Regions from separate parts of the Homo sapiens genome. Here region 2 is linked to region 1. The links are chromatin contacts, found by Hi-C or POLR2A ChIA-PET in ENCODE. All regions are on one chromosome and are shown on one strand. The core of a region is the stretch at or near the end of the contact, and the rest is flanking DNA. Distances in the headings are between cores, read along the strand shown. Region 1 overlaps LOC107986637 (a long non-coding RNA gene). Region 2 overlaps LOC105377956 (a long non-coding RNA gene).

The links. A loop is a pair of places that touch in the nucleus more often than their neighbours do. ChIA-PET counts read pairs that join two places held with the same protein, here RNA polymerase II (POLR2A). Pooled maps may share reads with other maps.
Region 2: a map of PC-3 shows a loop between it and region 1 (11-fold over the local background). The contact joins two enhancer-like sites. A Hi-C loop is called at or near these places in 4 of 168 maps with a recorded cell type or tissue (Calu3, PC-3, PC-9 and 1 more) and 3 of 50 pooled maps. POLR2A ChIA-PET finds 5 or more read pairs at or near these places in 2 of 52 experiments (A549 and PC-9).

What each region holds. Positions count from the first base shown.
Region 1 is chr6:113,350,326-113,353,683 of GRCh38, forward strand. All of the region lies in intron 3 of LOC107986637 (a long non-coding RNA gene), which reads right to left. Among named protein-coding and RNA genes, the nearest start is that of LINC02518, 81 kb to the right of the region's middle. Within about 2 kb of position 1,851, at least 7 of the 41 ENCODE cell types and tissues checked have a DNase peak (open chromatin) inside an H3K27ac peak, as active enhancers do; they include PC-3, PC-9 and endothelial cell of umbilical vein, where a contact is called at or near this core.
Region 2 is chr6:113,120,316-113,123,673 of GRCh38, forward strand. LOC105377956 (a long non-coding RNA gene) reads right to left here. Exons shown (of 4, transcript XR_942894.1): 4 at 1,807-1,940. Among named protein-coding and RNA genes, the nearest start is that of LINC02518, 310 kb to the right of the region's middle. Within about 2 kb of position 1,861, at least 4 of the 41 ENCODE cell types and tissues checked have a DNase peak (open chromatin) inside an H3K27ac peak, as active enhancers do; they include PC-3, PC-9 and endothelial cell of umbilical vein, where a contact is called at or near this core.

The DNA.
Region 1 (3,358 bases), core at 601-3,100:
AGTCAGCAGTTATAGGGCTAGTGGGCAGGGATGAGGGTGTGGTGTTTGATATGGGAGAGAAAGGGGAATATACATCACCCAGTTTCTTCTCACAACCTGCTGGACCTGCAGATGACCAGTTTAGTCACCTATGTACAGTCAGTGATAAATGTGACAAAAATACTTGTGACTCCCAAACATGTGGGGAAATAAAGGGAAAAAGATATAGTCTAAAAGACCAAGAGAACAGCCTCAAAAGTAGCAGAAGGTTCTGCATAATATAGGAAAGTCTTTGTGGGCTCTGGCTACCAGATGCTTGTTATTCAAAGATTTCATTACGGTGCAATTCATAGGCATCTAAAATACCAGGAAATATACTAATAGCATTTGCAGTCCATCCCAAACCAGGAAGATTTCAAAAGTGTTCCATGTGAGCTCAGCCTTTTGCTTTGTTCACAAAGCAACCTGATCACTTGCTTAAGAGAGAAAATAGACTGTTTTTTAACCTTGCCTTTAAATTGTGAAATTCCTGTGATAAAAATAAGAAATAGTATATGAAGCCTTGGGGTCAGATCACCCACTGGTTTTCAGGAGTTCTCAATAGAGTTACTAGGCTTTGAAGCAACAAGGTGAAGGGAGATTATGGTTTCATACTAGTATTTGAATTTCCTGAGATTTATTTGCTTGAGAAAGACCCTTATCATCGTTGAAATGTTTAAAGAATTGAAAGAGCTGTTTTCTTGTTTGCAAATCCACTTTTTGCAATAGAAACCTCTAGGATGGAATGGAACAGCCACTGAACTTAAAACTGCATTTTATATGTTTTTTTTCTTACCCGATAAAAATACCAATCCCAGGATTCAATTTGTATAATTCTTCTTTCATACTCCAGTAACATCCTTAAATATTGGAAAAATCTTTACTTTGTGGGGGAGGGGAAGAAAACGATAACAGATCCTCTACCACATGATAAACCATGATATTTTCCTCAGTTGTTAGTCACATTGTACTTTTGGCCATGCCCCAGAAACCACAACCCTCAATTACATTTGCTTTCAGACATGTGGAAGAAACACATGCTAAAGTAATTAGCAAAACTATGACATTTACATTTTTCCCCTGTCAGTCCCTGTGATTCTTCAGCATATGATTCTACGTGAACCAAAACAATCATACATCAAGCTGACCACATTTATCCTTATCTAGTGCTTTGAAAATGTCAAAAAGTAAAACAGAAGAAAACAGTTTTTTCATAGACTTAGCACACTCTACTCCCTGTTTGGCAACAAGAACCACATGTGACAATGGCAGGAAGGTAAAGCATCACGTCTTATCCCAAAGTCATTGCACTCTGCAGACAGCCAACTGAGTTTGATGACTAGTGGCTCTGAGCTGTCTCATTTGCCCTGCATTTGCTGTTCCTCCTTCTCTGTTGATAGATTCTAGTGCTCATTAAATGAAACGTGTAGTACAACCTGAAATTAATGACCTTTAAGTAGAAAATGAAAATAGAACATCAAATTTTCATAGTATCAGGAGATTTGTTGCAGCAATGGTAAGTGTATCTTCTAACTCCATCAGCCAATATGTAATAGAACATCTTAGAGAGCAGTAAGAGTGTTGTGCATTTGCTTATGCCCCTATTACCCAATTTACTTGTAGGACTTTAATAATTGTTCACCATTGACTTCATATCTTCATAATCCCACAAGCATTCATTAATCATCTACTGTGGGCCAAGCACATAGACACTGCATGTATAAAGATGAATAAGGCATGGCCCTTGCTCTCAGGAAGCTCACAAAATAGCGGGAATGACAGACATATATGTTAATGATATTGCATAGTGGGATAGAGTTATAACCAAGCTAACTAAAACACTCTATGAAGCACAGATAAAGAGACTTCATCTGTGAGTCACAACGGAAGCTGTGACCCTGACCACAGCCAAGAAATATGTCTTTAGTAATCATGCTACCTATCTTTTTGTTTGCCTTTCTAGATCTCCTCCCTACCTTTCTCCACCCTGTTCTTGCCCCATGAAGCTGACCTCTGAGGACTGGACAAACAGGCTCTTTTGCCCTCTTGGCAAGAGATAAGAGGATTAAAGGAAGAGACTAGGCTATTTGTTTCCCTTTACTTTCCTGCCTAGTTTCCATGGACTGGTGGCATCTTTCTACCAAAGGCTATAGCTCCTGTCAGAGCCCTTTCCACACAACTCCCCTCTCCAGATTCCCAGTCCCACTCTCCCCTTCCCCTTTTCAGCCTAGGAGAAATAACGATCCCTTGTTGGCTTCCTACACTCTGCCCACACCTAAATAAAAAAATAACCCTTTATTAAACTCTCTTCAGTTACCCAGTTTGAAAATTTTGTCTGCTTCTTGCCAGGACTCTGACTAATGCAGTAACCCTCTAGGAATTTAAGGGATTCAATAATTTCAGTGTTACTCATAGAGAATCCAGCTTGGGAGCACACAACTAGGGTCTCACCAGTCACTGAGCAAACCCATCACAAATGTCCTCAAAAGATACCCCTCCTAATAATTCCAGTTCTTACCCAGGAGAGCCACTTACTCTAGAACAGGCCCTACCTCATCAATCCTGCCATAGGCAAACTGAAATAACAACAGAGTTCAGGACATGCTACACAAAAATATGGCACCCTAGCATGTGAGGAAACAGCAGAAGTAGGATATAGAAAGAATTCCACTTGTACCTTTGCCCCCGAAGCAGGCCATAAAACCTCCCCTGAAAATAGGTCATAAACCTCTCATTCCAGAGGAGTCCTCTGTATTCCTGGAAAAAGGAATGTCACAGAGATATTAAGAAGCATTGGGACAAAGCGGCCTTCTTAAGTCCCCCCAGTTTATTACCATTAGATCATACTCTTTTGTTCTCTAATCATACCTCTCTGCGTGACTGTCCATAAAAATATAGTTTTCCCTGTTTCTTTGGGTCTTTATTTCTGAAGGCTACCATGTCACATAAAATTTGTATTAAATAAATATATATGCTTTTCTTTTGTTAATCTGTCTTTTGTTATAGGGGTCTCAGCCATAAACCTTGTGATGCATGAGGAAAAACTATTACCTTTTTTTTTTTTCTACACTAACACCCACCATTTTGCAGTGAGGTCAGGGGGTAGACAGAATTCTAAGAGACCTCCAAGCTTCCCAGCCCCTGACACACACACATTTTTCCCAGTAATTTAATCGAATGCTGATCTAGTTGCTGCTATGAAAGAATTTTGGAGATGTGACTAGGATCCCAAATAAGCTGTCCTTAAATTACAGCTATTATCTGGTGAGCCTGATCTAATCCCATGAGCATTTCAAAGCCAGAGAGTTTTCTCCAGCTGATCGAAGGAGTGCATGTCAGA
Region 2 (3,358 bases), core at 611-3,110, 230 kb before region 1:
CATTATTTATGTGTAATATTCACTACAGCTACACATTCTCAACTCTTTGAAGATCAGCTATTTTTCCTGTTGAGCAATTCATTAGTCATGGTTCTGGTCTTGAGAAAGCGCATGTGGAGCTGAAACCTTACCTTTCCTTCCCTAAGAGAACCAATGTCACCCACTCTGCAGTCACGATTGGATAACTGAAAATCTTGTAAAGAGAAAAAAATGTTGCTTGAAGGCCTCAAATCCTAGACATGTTTCTGATTCAATTTGGTCAATTATTTTTTTCTCTTTGTGATACAAGTATATAAATACTGATTCTGTAGCCTAATAAATGAACTGAGTGTGAACTCCTTGATGAAGACTCTTTCATGATAGTGATTAATGGGCTGCAAATATTTTGAAATAAAAACCTGAAACCACAAACTAGTCATATAGTTGGCTAAATATTTTGTTTGGGTGCTCACATCTAACCTACAGATAACCTTGTGTTAACCCTGTATTCCAAACCAAGAAGGAAAGGCTGGGGTTTTCAAGAGGGCGATTTGTGGTTTGGGTTTGGTCTGTCTGAAAAGAGCTGTGGCTCACAGTCTTAACGAGGTTCGTCTTCCAAGTCTCTGACCAACTGAGCAGAGGTTCTCACAGAAGCAAGTTGTGACAGCTGGAATTTGGCATCCACAGCTTCTTAGAAAAGGCTGCTGATCCCAGACTGATAGTTTTAAAACCTTAAAACAAGACTGTTACCATTCTTGAAATTTGTTTCAGCAGGCGCCAGGGAGGAATGTTACTGCCCCTCATTGCTAGACGGGAGTCTCGTCCCAGCATAACTGAAGATCTTCTGGGCTCTGGGCTCCTGCCTCATTCAGAGATTATGTTTCCCTGTCTGTGGCAGGATGCTGGCAAAACCACATGCTTTGTTTAAACATATGGAACGAGTGGTAAGATCAGCAAAGGCCCTTAAAGCCAATGTCAAAAGGCCATCACCATATGAGAGAACTGAGCAAAATGCACTGAGGACAAGCAATTTGTCTGAATCTTGCAGAAGTAGCTTTTAAATCCTTTATAAAAAATTAAGATTTATTTTTGAATTTTGATACATCTTGTCCAGCTTGTAATTTGTTCACTCTCATGCAAAAGAAAGCATACATATGCTATTAACTCTTGACTATGTAGAATATAAAACTCACTTTGTAGGTGATTCATGGTCTTTCATTTCCCTCTTTAATTTTTCATTTTTTCTAATGCTTTAGGACTAAATTATTTCTTCTATCAAAAAAATAAAAGTCAGCAAGGAATAAGAAACTAAATGTTTCCTTCTTTGTAGCATCTTTGAGAAAAACAACTCTCAACCCTGGAGCACGACTTTGTGATTGGTGACAGTTAAAGACCATAAAATATTTATGTGAGGATATGTAATTTTTTCTAATATTTCAGCTTCTTGTTCTGTCACTTACTAGTGTGTGATCATGGGCAAGACTCCAAACCTCTAGAAGCCTAAATTCCCTACAGTAAACAATAATAATAAAGTTACGTGTTGGTTGTGTGGATTTAATGACTAAATATGAAAATATTATTTGAAAACAATAAAATAAGTGTTACATTATATTGTTATAATCTTTGCTCATGGTAATTCAATGAAATCTTTATATTTTCTGATATTTATAAAATAGAATTTAAAATTATAATATTGATAGATTTATTAAGTTAAATAAAAGTTTTATTTTTAAGTCACACAAAATTGAGAAGGAAAAAGAAAATAGCAAACCGTGAAGAGTTAGACCAGGCCAGTTGGAGTCAGAACTTTAATAATTACCTCCTAGAAGCTGGAGGGGTCAGCCAAGAGGTACTTCTGGTACTGTGGGACTCCAGCATGCCCCAATGGCTCAGGAAGGAATCCTGGGCTTGAAATTTCAATTGCTTTAGTCATCATCCCTTTCAGTGTCAGTGAAAGCCAACTGTAAGGACAAATTCACAGAAAGAGTTAACAGGATGAGGGCAAATAAAGACCCAGGATTGAACTCTGGGGGTAGGGAAGGAACAGTATTTAAGGAATGCTTGGAAAAATATGACTATCCAAACCTGAGAAGCAATACCTAGCAAATTAGGAGGAAAACCTAGACTGAATGGTTTTTCTGAGACCTAATGGGCAAAATTCCAGCAAGGAAAATGTAGTCATTTGTTGTGCTGTCAATGCCACTGAGAAGTCAAATAAGATGAAAACTGGAAAAGGTACCGTAAAGAGGCCAGTAATGAGATTGTATGAGCAGCTTAAATGAAATGAGGGAAGGGTCTAGATTTCAGTGAGTTGAGGTTGGACTAACAATGAAGTAAAGAAAGACAGCAAATGTGGAACACTCCTCATCTTTTTGTTTTAAGGCAGGAGACACTTGATATTGAAAAAATATCTTTAGATAAATGAGAAAGAAAGTGCAATCCCAGGAGAAAAAGAAGGATCACTGATGGAGTAAGTTCTCTTAGGAGCTGAGAGGGTGAAATACTGTGCATTGGCAGGAAGATTAGATATGAGGTGGAGAGAGAAAGAATGGAGGGAGATCAGGATAGTACAGACAGGGAAGTTTACAGGTTTAGAAGCAGGAAAGAAATTGAGCATCTCTATTTTATATATGAAATACTCAACCTTAGTATGCTGCTATATATATTATATTTAGTATATTTCAACAGAGCTCAATGCAATGAAAATAAAATGGGAAAACTTAATTTGAGCTATTCATCTTTATAGTTAAATAGTGACCAAAAGAGGTGCAGAAACAAAACACTATAAATAACTGTTTGCTCATACATTTCAATTAATATATTGAGAGCTTAAGAAGTGTCAGAAAGTTTGTTTTTACTGAGGGTACAAAAGAAAAAGTGAGATTTAGTTCCAACATGAAGGATAATAACTAACCGTACAAGGCTATGGCTTGACTGTAAGAATTCTTAACATCAGAATGGACTCCTTGCAAGAAAATCAAGTATTTTACAGCTAGCTGGAAAGCACCATGGTTACTGTTTTGTCTGGGACTATTTAATAACTAAGCATGGACCTGTTGCCTGGGTGGGGATTGACAATGTGTCTTGTTCAGGCAATGAATCTCTAGAACACTTCTGAGGCATTTAAGACTATGAAATTGAATCTTGTGTGGCATAAAATCAGTCCCACAAATTTAAAAGCAGGACAGAATGTAGATATCCCCCAATATTTTTACAATGTGCAGAATCTTACAAAACAATACATGTAATATTGTTTCTATACTACTCATAGATGATTAGTATTATAACAAAGAAAGCTGTTAATACTTAAGTTTAGTATATTTGGGTTGAGATACCTTTATTGAGAAATGAATTTGCCTTTTGGGAAGTTATTCTAAAT